5 separate regions of the Homo sapiens genome follow, and all the other regions are linked to region 1. The links are chromatin contacts, found by Hi-C or POLR2A ChIA-PET in ENCODE. All regions are on one chromosome and are shown on one strand. Each heading gives the region's core, a stretch centred on a gene start or an enhancer-like site at or near the end of the contact. The rest is flanking DNA. Distances are from core to core; before and after follow the strand shown. Region 1 overlaps LOC124905015 (a long non-coding RNA gene). Region 2 holds the start of LINC01426 (long intergenic non-protein coding RNA 1426). Region 3 overlaps RUNX1 (RUNX family transcription factor 1). Region 4 overlaps RUNX1 (RUNX family transcription factor 1). Region 5 overlaps LOC100506403 (a long non-coding RNA gene).

Evidence for each region. A loop is a pair of places that touch in the nucleus more often than their neighbours do. ChIA-PET counts read pairs that join two places held with the same protein, here RNA polymerase II (POLR2A). Pooled maps may share reads with other maps.
Region 2: a map of OCI-LY7 shows a loop between it and region 1 (5-fold over the local background). The contact joins the promoter of LINC01426 here to the enhancer-like site in region 1. A Hi-C loop is called at or near these places in 2 of 168 maps with a recorded cell type or tissue (OCI-LY7 and gastrocnemius medialis) and 6 of 50 pooled maps.
Region 3: a pooled map shows a loop between it and region 1 (3-fold over the local background). The contact joins two enhancer-like sites. A Hi-C loop is called at or near these places in 1 of 37 single-sample maps with no recorded cell type and 3 of 50 pooled maps. POLR2A ChIA-PET finds 5 or more read pairs at or near these places in 1 of 52 experiments (activated CD4-positive, alpha-beta T cell).
Region 4: a loop to region 1 is called in a map of B cell, with 3 times the contacts of the local background. The contact joins two enhancer-like sites. A Hi-C loop is called at or near these places in 2 of 168 maps with a recorded cell type or tissue (B cell and Ramos), 16 of 37 single-sample maps with no recorded cell type and 5 of 50 pooled maps. POLR2A ChIA-PET finds 5 or more read pairs at or near these places in 2 of 52 experiments (AG04450 and activated B cell).
Region 5: a pooled map shows a loop between it and region 1 (5-fold over the local background). The contact joins two enhancer-like sites. A Hi-C loop is called at or near these places in 2 of 37 single-sample maps with no recorded cell type and 4 of 50 pooled maps.

The regions. Positions count from the first base shown.
Region 1 is chr21:35,221,364-35,223,936 of GRCh38, reverse strand. All of the region lies in intron 1 of LOC124905015 (a long non-coding RNA gene), which reads left to right. Among named protein-coding and RNA genes, the nearest start is that of RUNX1, 170 kb to the right of the region's middle. Within about 2 kb of position 1,281, at least 3 of the 41 ENCODE cell types and tissues checked have a DNase peak (open chromatin) inside an H3K27ac peak, as active enhancers do; they include OCI-LY7, where a contact is called at or near this core.
Region 2 is chr21:34,744,545-34,747,117 of GRCh38, reverse strand. It overlaps LINC01426 (long intergenic non-protein coding RNA 1426), which reads right to left and starts at 1,293. Exons shown (of 3, transcript NR_038885.1): 1 at 1,102-1,293. RefSeq lists enhancers at 1-206, 413-912, 913-1,414.
Region 3 is chr21:34,843,500-34,846,072 of GRCh38, reverse strand. All of the region lies in intron 6 of RUNX1 (RUNX family transcription factor 1), which reads left to right. The region is part of intron 1 of RUNX1-AS1 (RUNX1 antisense RNA 1); the gene reads right to left. Among named protein-coding and RNA genes, the nearest start is that of RUNX1-AS1, 8.5 kb to the right of the region's middle. Within about 2 kb of position 1,297, at least 20 of the 41 ENCODE cell types and tissues checked have a DNase peak (open chromatin) inside an H3K27ac peak, as active enhancers do.
Region 4 is chr21:34,864,363-34,866,935 of GRCh38, reverse strand. All of the region lies in intron 5 of RUNX1 (RUNX family transcription factor 1), which reads left to right. All of the region lies in intron 1 of RUNX1-AS1 (RUNX1 antisense RNA 1), which reads right to left. Among named protein-coding and RNA genes, the nearest start is that of RUNX1-AS1, 29 kb to the right of the region's middle. RefSeq lists enhancers at 677-956, 997-1,166, 437-1,636. Within about 2 kb of position 1,280, at least 17 of the 41 ENCODE cell types and tissues checked have a DNase peak (open chromatin) inside an H3K27ac peak, as active enhancers do.
Region 5 is chr21:35,527,435-35,530,007 of GRCh38, reverse strand. The region is part of intron 1 of LOC100506403 (a long non-coding RNA gene); the gene reads left to right. Among named protein-coding and RNA genes, the nearest start is that of MIR802, 190 kb to the left of the region's middle. RefSeq lists enhancers at 1,247-1,426, 1,447-1,496, 1,557-1,676. Within about 2 kb of position 1,292, at least 14 of the 41 ENCODE cell types and tissues checked have a DNase peak (open chromatin) inside an H3K27ac peak, as active enhancers do.

The DNA of each region.
Region 1 (2,573 bases), core at 32-2,531:
TAGTTATGTGAAAAATGAGCATAAGTCCCTGCATAATTCATACGGAGGTAGTGAGGATAAATGTAATAATAGATGTAAAAATGTTGCAGTCCACTGGGAAACAGTAATACATGAAAGGTATGCTTAATATTTGGTTGTAAAATATAGCCTTTATTCTATGATGTCCGATTTTCTTGGCATTCACAACACTTAGAACCCACTAATAAAGCCATGCTAGCAAGAGTACAATTAAGGACAAGTTGGAAAACTGCCCAGTTCCCATGCATTTGATCTTAGTGAAGCACAGCACATTTGAAAGGACTGTGGATGCAGGAGCTGCATTTATGGGGAAGTCCCTCCATGAGGCCCTCTCCATCTACCCACCTGACCTCTTATCCTTCTACCCACTCCCGAACAATTTGCTCGGCTCAGCCCCCTCCGATCCAAAGCCTCTGTGATTCTAAGACCCAGGTGTGTTCTGGAGAAGATTAATCACAGGCAGACACAACTTTGCATTTCTTCCTTTCCCACCCACCTAACTTATTTCCACCAAAAAAAAAAAAAAAAAAAAAAAAGCCTTGAAGCAGGCTGGCAGAAGATAAAAGGGTCTCCAGTTTAGGTAGATATGCAAGAAAGGGAGAGCTGTTTGTAGAAACATCAGATCTTTCTTGGCCATGACTGGGCATCACTTTGCCCCATCTCCCATCTTTCCATAGCTAGAAGGAAGGATTCTCCTGGATACCTTCAAGGTTCATTTAAGTAGGACACAGAACTCATTGGCTCCCTTGTTCCTGGACTTCCCCTGCTAGTGGTGTGGTCTTTTCCTGACTAATCAAATCCCAGGAAACTTAGGAAACAAACTACAGAACAAGATATAATTTTGCAGGTGATTCAGCAGCTCTCAGATTTCTGTTCAGCTAGAAGGCAAATTTATCCTTCAAACCAGTATACCCATTTCTTCACATCTCCTGTGTCCCAGCAGTTGGATAAACTCTCCAGGTAATGGTGAATCAAGAAAAGGTCATCTGACAAGCTCAGTGAGTGAAAATGGCCCATCCCACTTTGCTGAAGTCACATCACGGGCTTGCTGTCACTGAAGGTCATTGCCATACCACTTCCTACAGGTCTTTGACCTCAAGGGCCGGAGGAACACTTTTCTCAGGCTCCTTTCTCCCCATTGCTGTGGTCCACAAATGTATTCACTGAAACAAGTAATTCTGCTTAGTTCCGAAATAAAGAAACTTAGGTCAGAGTTCTAACCAGAAACAGGAAATGCAGCCAGGGGAGGACAGAGTCAGAGGAAATTAGGCAGGGTGACTAGAAGAAAGAGGTTTTCAGAAATGCTTTCTGAACCTACTCCAGCACTCTGCCTCCCTGGAAGGCTGTAAAATCCATGCAGTTTATCCCAAATTTCCCACGTACAACACCAGACTCCTTCCTGGCATTAACATTGCTTTCCCTTCAGCACAACCTCTGCTCTCTGTTGCTAATTCAGTTTCAGTGTCTCCTTTCTCATGAACTCATACTCTCATGACCTGTAGCATGTGCAAAAGTAATTTAACGTATTTCACCTGATATTCTCTTTGGAATTCTCAGATGGTGGCATGAAAGTATAATGTAACTTCTGCATGTAAATGATGGATGTGTGAGTTTGTACGTGTGTGTGTGTGTGGGGTGCACACATGTTTGTGTTCACTCACCTGCCTGCGAGCCCATGTGCTCTAGCAATAGGATAGGAAGAGAGCTGTCCATGGTATGTCATTCATTCATTTGATATGTATTTATAGATCTACCACACACCATGCACCACTGTGCCTGCATGACCAGCTACAGGATGAAGAACAATTGCAATGAGGCCCTTGTCTTCAAGGAGCTTACAGTCCAGTGGGAGGGAAAAGCCATGGCAGTAAAGCTCAGGACATGCTGATAGCCTAAATACAGATAACTGTACCCATCCTTTACTTTAATATCCCTTTCAGGCTTACCCTCCACCCGAGTGCCAGACTCCCTTCCATACCCAAACATACCAGCCTCAAATATGTCTCAGCCTTGGAGTGCCATAGGGAGCCATCAGGAGAGGGAATCAATGCTAAGCCCCACCATGAAGAAAGCCAGAGCAGCTGAACACACAGCTTTGAGCTTCCTGTAGGTCACTGCAAAGAAGGAAAGAAAAAAAAAAGACCACATGACCAAAGACCACATGACCAAACTTTCTCATGAAATAATGTGGCAGATTACACCCTCAAATGGTACAAAATTTCCCCATGTAGTTTATCTATTATCTAACTGTTGATTTCAAGGGATGCCAGATAGGGAAAAGTCTTCTCTAAATTGACATGTTTTATCCTTTTCCACTTCCATTCTTACCTTCCCAGCTTTTTGCAGGGACAAATACATATTAGACTGAGGCACATTTTGAAATTTCTGTTCAAAATATATTATTATCCGCAACTCTCAAGGTGGATTCTGAAAGATTATTTAAATATTTTATGCTATTAAATGTTTCAAATACACCAAACAATATGTGTGCCTATGATTTATATGCAAGATATACAGAATATAAAATAAGCACTCCTCTACTCATTCATTCATTC
Region 2 (2,573 bases), core at 44-2,543, 480 kb after region 1:
GACACGAAGGCTAAGATCACAGGGGAGGTCACAATTTTAGGATCTCAGCTTTTAGAATGCTGTCTTTTTAACCCCTTCAGCATTTCCATCTTATTGGAAAAGGGCAGGCAGGAGGGCAGATGGGAGGGAGGGAGGCAGTTGGGCTTTCTTCCTGTCCAGGGGCCAGCTCTGCCTTCCTGGTCCTCACTCCCAGCCCCACTCCTTCCTTCCCCTGTTCTGTGCCTCTCCTATCTACTCCTTCCACATCCCTAGCCACCTCACAGGCTCTTCATGGGGCTCAAGTGAGATAATGCAGGGTGTGAAATTCTTTGTCAATGAACGCATCAACTCTACGTTCCATTTGCTGTCATTATCTCCTGTATCTTTGTTCCACTTGTGCAGGTGATTTGTCCCCCCGCCAGTCCCCGTCCCCTCACCCCCAGTTTCATGGATAAGGACCAGCTGTAGACTCTGCCAGGCCCTGGGCAGTGTTGGTATCGTGCTTGGAGGTGCTGCTCAGTTATGCAACCCACCCTCCTCCCCCAGCCAGAGCCACAAAGCCACTAGGGCACTGTACCAGTTTGTTTATTTATTTATTTTTGAGATGGAGTCTCCCTCTGTCACCCAGGCTGGAGTACAGTGGCACGACCTTGGCTCACCACAACATCCGCCTCCCAGGTTCAAGCGATTCTCCTGCCTCAGCCTCCCGAGTAGCTGGGATTACAGGCGCATGATGTCACGCCTGGCTAATTTTTGTATTTTCAGTAGAGTCGGGGTTTTACCATGTTGGTCAGGCTGGTCTCAAACTCCTGACCTCAGGTGATCCACCTGCCTTGGCCTCCCAAAGTGCTGGGATTACAGGTGTGAGCCTCTGCTCCCAGCCCCACCGTGTTTAGCTTGGTTAGGCACAGAGCCTTGCATGAACCAGCACCTCGGGGACCCCATGACGAGGTCAGAGCGGGTGAGAGGCACGCACCAGTGTGACTGAGCCACTCGCTGGGACTCTGGGGGCAGCGTGGTGGGGCTTGAGATCAAGGAAGTGCCTGCAAGTGGATTCAACGATGAGACACTTCCCCGGCCCACAGGGTGGAGGGGTTGGCTGGAGGGGTTGCCTGTACTTACCAGAGACGGTCCCCGAGCGAGCTTGATAAGCTGAAAGAGACGCTCAGGAGAGCCCTGACAGAGCTCCCCAGGCTGGAAAGGACAGAACTCCCCACCGGAACTTTCATTTTCAAAGTTCAGCACCTCAGTTAAGTAATTAATAGGTCTGGTCACGTTCACAGCTCTCCAAAAGAGACTGATGGAGCTCTGCTTTTCCTCCGGAAGTGCTTTCATGGCAAGCCCAGAGAAGCCCCCTAGGAGGCAGCCTGTCATCCAATAATCACTTCCTCTCTCAGGCCCAAATTCCAAATCAGCTCAGCAATGGGCAGGGCGGCCCTGAGCCACGTCCAGAGGTTGGGATTTGCTGACTCCTGGAGGATATTCTGAGTATAGCAAGTAAGTGAACTCGCACAAACAATGCGTTCAGCAATGGGAAGAAAACAGCTGTTTTTGTCCGAGAAGTGTCTGGCATACCCAAGACTTCTTAAAGAGAGGAAAATATTAACCTAGAGCATAACAACCCCTTTCTCTTTTCAGTCAAAACCTAGACAGACTGTGTTGATATTAAGTTAACAAGTTCCATGGGCTAATACCTTCCGAATGAAATGAGAGGGTTCTTAAATTAATAGATGAAAACTCCCCTTCATACATCAGAGAACTAAGGAAAGGTAATTGCCCCCAATATTTATTTTCGATTTGGAAAATCCAAAGCAAGAAGGCTTTGAAGAAGTCAAGATCTGATTATAATTCTAGGCTCGGTGCCAATGGGATAAATTATCTGGCAACTTTTTTTGCACAGTTATTGATTCTATTTGTCTCTGACGCCAAGCGCCCAGCATGGCACAAAGCCTCACAAAGTGCTCCGAAAAGGGTGTCATCCCCACACCGTTGATAAGGCTCAGAGTCTCTCCACGGCCATAATGCAACCCCCTCCTCCCCAGGGGGCTGTTGGCACCTCAACCCACTAAGGGATCAGGAAGTAGAGTTTGCCAGTGAGGAGCCTGGAGACTTCAAGCCTGTTTGGCCTTGGTGTTCTTGTGATTTAGTGCCCTGGACTGGCAGGTCTAGGGACTTTTTGCTCTAGACAAACTTTTTAAATAGGCCAGGTGCAGTGGCTCAAACCTGTAATCCCAGTGCTCTGGGAGGCTGAGGTGGGAGGGTTGCTTGATCCCAGGAGTTTGAGGCTGCAGTCAGCCATAATCACACCACTGCAGCCCAGCCTGGGAGACAGAAGAAGACCTTGTTTCAAAAAAAATTTTTTTAATAAATATAAATTTAAAAAATAAAAAATCCCAACACATGCACACACATACATGCACACACATACATGCACACACACACATGCACACACATACATATATATGCATGTGCAAAAGGTATGCCCAAGCTATACTCTCTTTATTTGAGTTTTAATTTACAGAAGTTTTCAACCTGGCCAGGCCTGGAATCATGGAGAATGGGCTGGGAATGGGTCTGCAGAGGTTCCCAAGGAC
Region 3 (2,573 bases), core at 48-2,547, 380 kb after region 1:
TCTGTTGACTTAATTGTTGGAGTGTTTCTGAGTGGGGCCGCCTCCCTCCTCTGCCTCCTCACAGTATTATGGGCTATTCTGCATTACCTGCCCTACCTATCTTCATAATCTAGCCGCAAACAGCTTTGGTTGACCACACCACTTCCCTATTGAAAGTTAATACTGTTTGACTCATTCTGTGTTACTAACCTGAAGCCAAAGAAAACAAGGCAGAGAATAACTGGCTTGTGTGGAGTTTGGAAAGCTCTTGGAGGCCCTGCTTTCAAAATCCTATACAGTAGCTTTACTATATCTCTCCGCTGCAGCTGCTGAGAAAATGAAGGAAGCAGAAGTGGTTAAAAAAAAAAGTTGGGGGTGGGGAAGAGACTGGGAAGGGAGTGGGGCGGGGTCCCCCTCCGGCTGGGAAAAGACAGGGTAATCTGCGGCAGTTTATGAGGGCTGTCTCCCTGAGCTGAGGTCTTGCTTTCACACACCAGAGTGTTCACACAGAAGAGGGACTGTTGAAGGAGTTAAAAGGAGAGGAAAGTTCAAAACAGTTGTTGAAAAGGCAGCTCTCCTATTGCCTGCGTAACACAGAGGAGCTGGGAGGCTGGTCTCACCAGGCCAGGCAGCCATAGGCAGAGACTCAAGGTAGACAGGCCAGGGGGAAGTTGTGTACCTTTCGAATCGGGAAAGGATTGAGGAGGGGGAATGTTGCCGGACAGAAGGCTGTCCTGGGCGTCCATCCTTGCCCTCCATCCCTGTCTCCATCCCTGGCAAGGATGGAACCTTCCCTTCCTTCATTTCCTAACTGGCTCAAATGTGGTCACCAAGGTGAATAGGAGGCACTAGTGTCTTGGAATAAACAGAACTTTCCCTCCCAATGTTACCTGGCAGACAGTGGGACCAGCATCTTCATCACCATGCTGTGCTCTGTGGGAGTCTAGGCAAACAGCCACTTGCCCATTCAGGTAACTTTAGAAGAGGTCTCCCTCCTCACAGATGCCCTTCTCAGCAGGTGGCTGCTTCTGGCACGTGGACAACAGTGCATAGAAGTGAGCCTGATGCCTGAATGAGGCTGTCATGACACAAACAACCGGAAGCCTTATTTGTGAGGGAGGGTCAACGTTCTGTTCAAAACAACTTGCTGCGGTTGGCTTTTGTACTAGTGAGTACTCAGGAGCTGTGAGTGGCCAGGGTACCCTGTCCTTCTGTACCAGCCAGGACCTGCTCAGCCATCTGTCCAAGGGCTTTGCAAGGCCAGCCTAGAACCTCAGTTGGCGTCTGTGACAGGAGAGAGCGTCAGAGTCAGATGCTGTTCCCCTGCTGTTGGGAAAGTCCCCGAGGCCCAGGGGGCAGGGCTTTTAGAAATAGGAGGGAATTTCCTTCCCTCTTTTTAGAAGTACAGAGGAGGAGAGATCATCCTCCACACTGCTGGATGAGCATTCCAGAATAAATCTAGTCCAGGAAAGGGGCTCACTCATTCATTCATTCACTCACTCACTCATTCATTTATTTGTCCAGCATTTATGGAGGCATCACCCAACCTTGGAAGGGCCCTGCCTTTACCTCGGTCCTGTCCAAACATGCTCAGTGTCTCTGCCCATTATGTATGAGATCTGCTGCTGCGGGAGGGGAACTGAGATTCCTGCAGGGAGGTTAGGAGGCCAGTGTGGAGAGCCTCAGTGCTGGTAACATGCTCACGCAAGCAGTGTGTGTGCGCCTCCTGGATCTTCTTCTCCTGGCCCCCAGGTCTTGCCTGTCTACCCCAGGACTAGCCCTGCTGATGCCTGAACTCCAAAGCCATGTCAGAAGCTCCAGGCAGCGTTCTGTGAGTCAGTGCTCATATCTCCATAGTGCGCCACCCGCCACCAATACTTTCTTTCTCTTCTGCAAGTCGCCTTCTCTTTAGAGTCTGTCCCTGGGCAGGAGCTACTCTGATCAACAAATCCATGTCACTGGTGGTTACCACTCTCTGGTTACTTTTCAGTTACGCTGTAACTGGGGGTTTCCTTGAGATAAGACCTTAACCTAGGGAGGGTTGCTAATATTTGGGATTATAGGCTGGTAGAAGAAGAAAAACCTTGAATTTGGGAGCTGTCTGCACCCTTCTTAAGAAACTGCCTCCACTTCCCCCACAGAGGGCTACCTCTGGTCAAGAGCAAAAGCCAGCAGGTGGCTTCTCTGCCCTGAGCTCAAGTTACCTCCTTAGTCACCAGACAGAAATGGACAGTGAGCCCTGGCGACCGGGGATGGCAGATTTAGATTTTGAGTGCTCTGCTTTTAGGAGAGGCCCGAGTCTCATGTGAGTGGGCGAAAAACTCCACTGCTCGTGGCAATGAGCCCTGGACTCAGGGAGCAGAGTTTTGTTTGGGTTTTTGTCCCGTGAGTCTTGGGCGCATGGTGCAGGGGGGCTGGGGAGGGGCAGGCCTGTGTGCGTCTCTGGCTTGAAGTTGTATTGGTTGTTGATCTTGCCTTGGCGTTGGCCAGCCTTTCCTGTCCATTGACTGTTGCTTGCTACACTTGTCTTGGCCCATGTCCTGAGGGCGATCACAGAACGGTGTGTGTGTGTGAGTGGATGTATGGATGTGTGA
Region 4 (2,573 bases), core at 31-2,530, 360 kb after region 1:
TGCCATTTCCATGGAAAACTGAGTTCTATATTCTAAGGACCTGATTTTCAGTCTGACTTTTGAGGGTAGTCCTGGTGCCAGTAGCTTAGGCCTCAAGTCTGCATTTTGCATGTGTGATGTGAGTGCGATTGGATCAAGCAATCTGCAAATACAGGCACTTTGCACACAAGTATATACAGTACGCCGACATCTTAATTCAATTCAGCATGGAGAATCAGGAAATTATGTGCAAGTTGAAGGATTTGTATCCCGTCCAGAAATCCCCAAATAAATTAATTATACAACTCCACTGTCAAAAATAGTGGCAAATGTTTGGGTAAGGAAATGGAAGAGGAGCATAAGCATGAATTTTGGCTGTTAGGTTGTTCCAGTGGAAAAGTGAGAAATCAAAATTAAAAATACTTCATAAAAAATACTCCAAATGCAGACTACTCCTGGAATCCGAGGGTACGTTAATTTTTATACTTAGTTATCCGCAATTAAAATTAGACCCAAAGCCATCTATTGTAAAAGGAGAAATCTCCCTGCAACCTTTCAGGATCTTGTGGGATTTCCTGAATTTGCAAAGAGCAGAACCTGAGCCTTCACTGACTCTCTTGGTTTTTAAAAGCTGCGATGTTTTTCTTTTATTTTTCCTTTCTCACTCTTTGGGCGTTTCAAGACTCTGGGCACAACTGGCTTTCCTGCAGACAAACACAAGAGTGAAAAATGTTGCGATTGTGTTTCCTAAGGACTCTGAGCCCCCAGGGCAGACGGCTCCTTTGTGTCTGCAGCCTTCCTTTGCGTGACAAAGGGCAAGTTTCACATCCCCTGAAACTGTCCCCAAAAGAAGAAGATGACTCATGCTTACAGACCTACACTAAGGAGAGTGACAGGAACAGAGTCTGCTGCAGAGCCAACTCAGGTAGACCGGGGATACCTGCAAACTAGACCTGAGGAGGCCGAGTCACAACAGGAGTCGGGGCTCGCCCGTCAGACACGGGGTGTTATAGGAGGATTCTGCTCTGATGTGGCCTGGATGCACTTTTAAATATGTTCTTCACACCTAGGCAAGAAATGACCCCGAGCTGCATGTCTTTTTGCTTTGTAATCTCCTTGCCACCCTCAGCTCTTTGGGGAGCAGTGTGCACATTTGAAGCAATCCTGAGGTTTAGCCACTTCCCAGATGTGGTGAGGAAGTGGAGAGTGCGCTGGGCCATGCGGAACTGCAGGTTCCAGCCGTGGCTTTATTTGACCACAATTGGCTGTCAGAGTTCACCAGCCCCAGGGCCGCCAACGTCAAGACTAATCAAGCCTAGACCTGGGGCCTCCCCGCTGACTGGCCCTGGGGAGTGTGTCATGGCAGCGAGTGTCCAGGAAGACTCACCCCTTGACCTTCTTCCCAACTAAATAAAGCAGTTAGTATTTTGCCCTGGCATTTGGATGGACACACTGGCGTCGAGGGAGACAACACATGTTGCAGTGAGGAGCACTGGCCTGGCTTGTTTACATAGCATATCAGCCACTCACAGTTGTGCCTTACAAAGGTCGCCAGCTGGCGGGGCAGGAGTGAACTTGAACTTGAAGTTCAAGTTGCGTTTAGGCCTGGTAGCAGCCCCATCACCTGCTGAACACACACACACACACACACACACACACACACACACACACACACACGCACAAAACCCCTCCTCATGTCAGACGTCAGTGCCTACTTCATCCCCAGCTCCTTCTTACGGGATCTGTCACAGCTCTGGTCTTTGTGGAATCACCTTTATCATGTCTTTAATGATCATTCCACTGACATTTACTGAGACCTTTCCCTGTGCTCTGCTTGTATATTCAGCATTCCATTTAACCTGCAGAACAATGCTACGAGATGGAATGACTGTTATTAACCCCCTTTTACAGATGACAAAGCTGAGGCCCCAGAGAGGTCAAGTAACTTGCCTGAGGTCACACAGCTAGCAAGTGGCAGAGCGAGGTTTTGAACCTAAGTAGGTTGCCTTGAGAGTCCACACTGAATGAATCACCACTGTGTTTCCACCTTCATGGGATTTTATATGGAATTCTTCTCTCTCACTGCTTCCAAGCCTACATCAAGACAAACCTCATCTGCCCTGTTGTTTTTTGTTCTCACCTTCTTATTCAGTATGAGTGTCGTTTGGTGCTTCTAATGGTCTTCTAATGGTCCTCCTGGAACCCAAGCCCTGGCTGGAACTGATGCTGCTGTGGTGGTCAGGGTTCAGTGAGCAGGAGGAAGGACTTGGTGTTTACCCCTTGTTTACCCCTTTCCTTGGCTTCCTTCCATGCAGGCCACCCTGTGACCCCGTGGTGGCCCCCTCTGGAACCAAGAGCTGCCGACTTCCAGCAGCACACACAGGATCAGTGCTGGGGCCATCTGTGCACTGACCAAAGCCTCTGCTGGCCTCACCAGACCAAGGCCAGTGAGTGCTTCAGGGAGCCTTGGATCCTCCAGGCTGCCAACAGAAACACCGGCCCTCTCGGCAGCAGCCCCATCCTTCCACCCCTGCACTGGGTCCTGAAAAGCCCATTTTGGGGCCGTTGCTATTTAGCCAACCTGCCCTCCCTTG
Region 5 (2,573 bases), core at 43-2,542, 310 kb before region 1:
TATCATAGTTAGGTGACTAGCCAGGCTGGCTTGCCTGGGACTCGGAGTTCTCAGGACATGCAAATTTCAGTGCTCAAACCAGGAAAGTTCAACATACACCCCGATAGGTTGGTCACCCCATAGTCAAATTTGAAGTTAGAGAGTTATTTAGAATGGGAATTGCAATCCTTTGATTACATCACTTAATCACCACCACTCTATCTTGGCTATTGCTAAATTCTTTATCTGAGTTGTCTTGTAGCAAAGACCTTTTTGAAAGCTGAAAATTCCACATTGTGCTGTTTTCTTAACCAGTGGGGCATTTGAACTCAAAATGACATCAATGTGCTAGAATGCATACATCATGGCTTTGAAAAAAATAGGTCTGAGAACGAGGCAAAGTAAAACTAAGCAAACAGATAAGAATAGCAACCAAACCTGATCTTAGTCCAAAGGCCTAGAAGGGATGACAACAATTCTAAGTTTTTACATTGCCTACCTTGAAACCTATGATTGATAGTAATGGATTAGCGTGATGTATACTGTGTTCATTAAAGTGAAGGAGACCGGATAACTCACACAAGATAAATACTTTATTTATGAATGATTAAAATATTTTACAGCCATCTATCATCGTGAGCTCGAATGTAGTTAAAAATCAATTCGAAGTGAAAGTGAAAGGAGAGAGGCAGGAGAGGAAGACGTCTCCTCTCCCTGCTTCTGCCTTTGGCCTCAGGGTTATAATGGTCCTGCCTGAATGCTTGCATTGCTTGGTTCTTTGCTCAAGCAGCCTGGTTTAGTTGGGGTTCAAGGCCAAGCTGTGCAATAACAAACCCTGACAGGCTTTAATAAAGAGATATACAGCGTCTCGGATGTATTTGAGGGAACGCTGATGCTTGTGGTTTTGTATATGGTTATGGTAAATAACTAGCCCGCTAATTCTTGTGGTCGGCCTTTGCTGGGAGCGCTGGACCACTGGAGACCCATTTAACCCGAATCCCCCGCACCTACAGAGAGCCTTGCATTGCAGTCACAACAAGCAGGGCAGAGGCAGGGGCTGCCGGCCTGCGGCTCATCTCCGGGCTGAGTTCTGCTCACTTTTCCTCCCGCAGGAGCAGGATGGGCTGTGAGGCTGACAAGCCTGACCAAGGCGGCAGAGAACTTTCTACGTGTTGTGTTGTCACTCCGCGTTTCCCCTTTCCCCATGACTGATTCCTGGAGATGCTCTCTGTAAATGAGCCCAAGTGGGAGGAGAGGCTGACTGCTGAGTCCTCAGCAGTGCTGGAGGCCCCCGGGGGGGACAGCAGCTTCACATCCTGACAGGAGGCACTCAACCCGAACCGGAGCTGCAGGCGCCTAGGGTCCCTGACTCAAATTAGGGCGGGTGCGCCAGGCTCCGGACCTAAACCTACATCTTTCTTTTTCAACCCTTTTCAACTGCTTAGCATTTTATCTTTCTAACTGTGCATAGAAGAACTTAAGAGGGAAGTGGCATTTTGGACAGCAGCAGCCACAGAAAGGAAAGTTGCAAAACTGCAATATATCATTTTGGAGCAAATGCCTACCTACAGCTCATGGTCTTGGCTCATTTTTAGGAGAATGAAAGGGTTTGATACTGTTTGACTTCATCTCACCCAGCAACTTGAGACTAGGGTTCATCTAATGCCACCCCCACCCCATGCATATTTAAAGGTCTATGACTCAAAACCGTCTATCCTTTATCAAATGAAATGTGGAGATGATGACATGACTGTACTCCCACTCCCCTCTGAATGTGCAATTCTTAGATTTAAAAAGGCAAGAGAGGCATTGTTTCCCAGACCCTCCTTCCCTCCCCACAGTGTCCACTGAGAGAGATTCCTTTCCCAACATCACAGGAGACTCATGGCATCTTCTGTGCTGACCTCATGAGCTTCTCAGGGCATTTTGTTGCCCATTCTCCTGCCATTGGATCCTGAATTGGAGACGGGAGTACAAGGAAGGTTCTATAGAATCACCAGGCTTTCCTTTCCCCTGGTGTGTCTAACTTTTGACAGATACCCATTCTTCCACACATCCACAGGGAACTACGAGAGAAGTTGTGAGTTACTGATGTGCACTGAGTGTTTGTGGTCCCCTCCCTGAATTTCTCTGTTGAAGTCCTAATCCCTAAAGTGATGGTATTTGGAGATGGGGTTTTGGGGGTGATAGGTCATGCGGGTGGAGCCCTCATGAATGGGATTAGCACTCTTAGGAGAAGACACAGGAGAGAGATGATTGCTCTCTTCCTTATGTAAGGATTCAGAGAGTAGCCAGTCATCTGCAAACCAGCAAGAGGACTCTCACCAGGAACAGAATTGGCTGCCACCTTGATTTTTGACTTACAGCCTCCAAAACTGAGAAAGTCATGCCTGGTGTGTAAGCTGCCCCATCTTTGGTATCCTGAATGGCAGCCTGATGTGACTGCAATAGTGATGAGCTCACCATGCACCTGCTGCTGGAAGTTCTTGTTAGTTTCCTGCTGCTTCTGCCCAAGGATAAGAAAGAAGATGATGTCTCTAAAGACCAGGGCCCCTCCACCCTGTATATTTTACCATTATTGTTTCCCCTGTTCC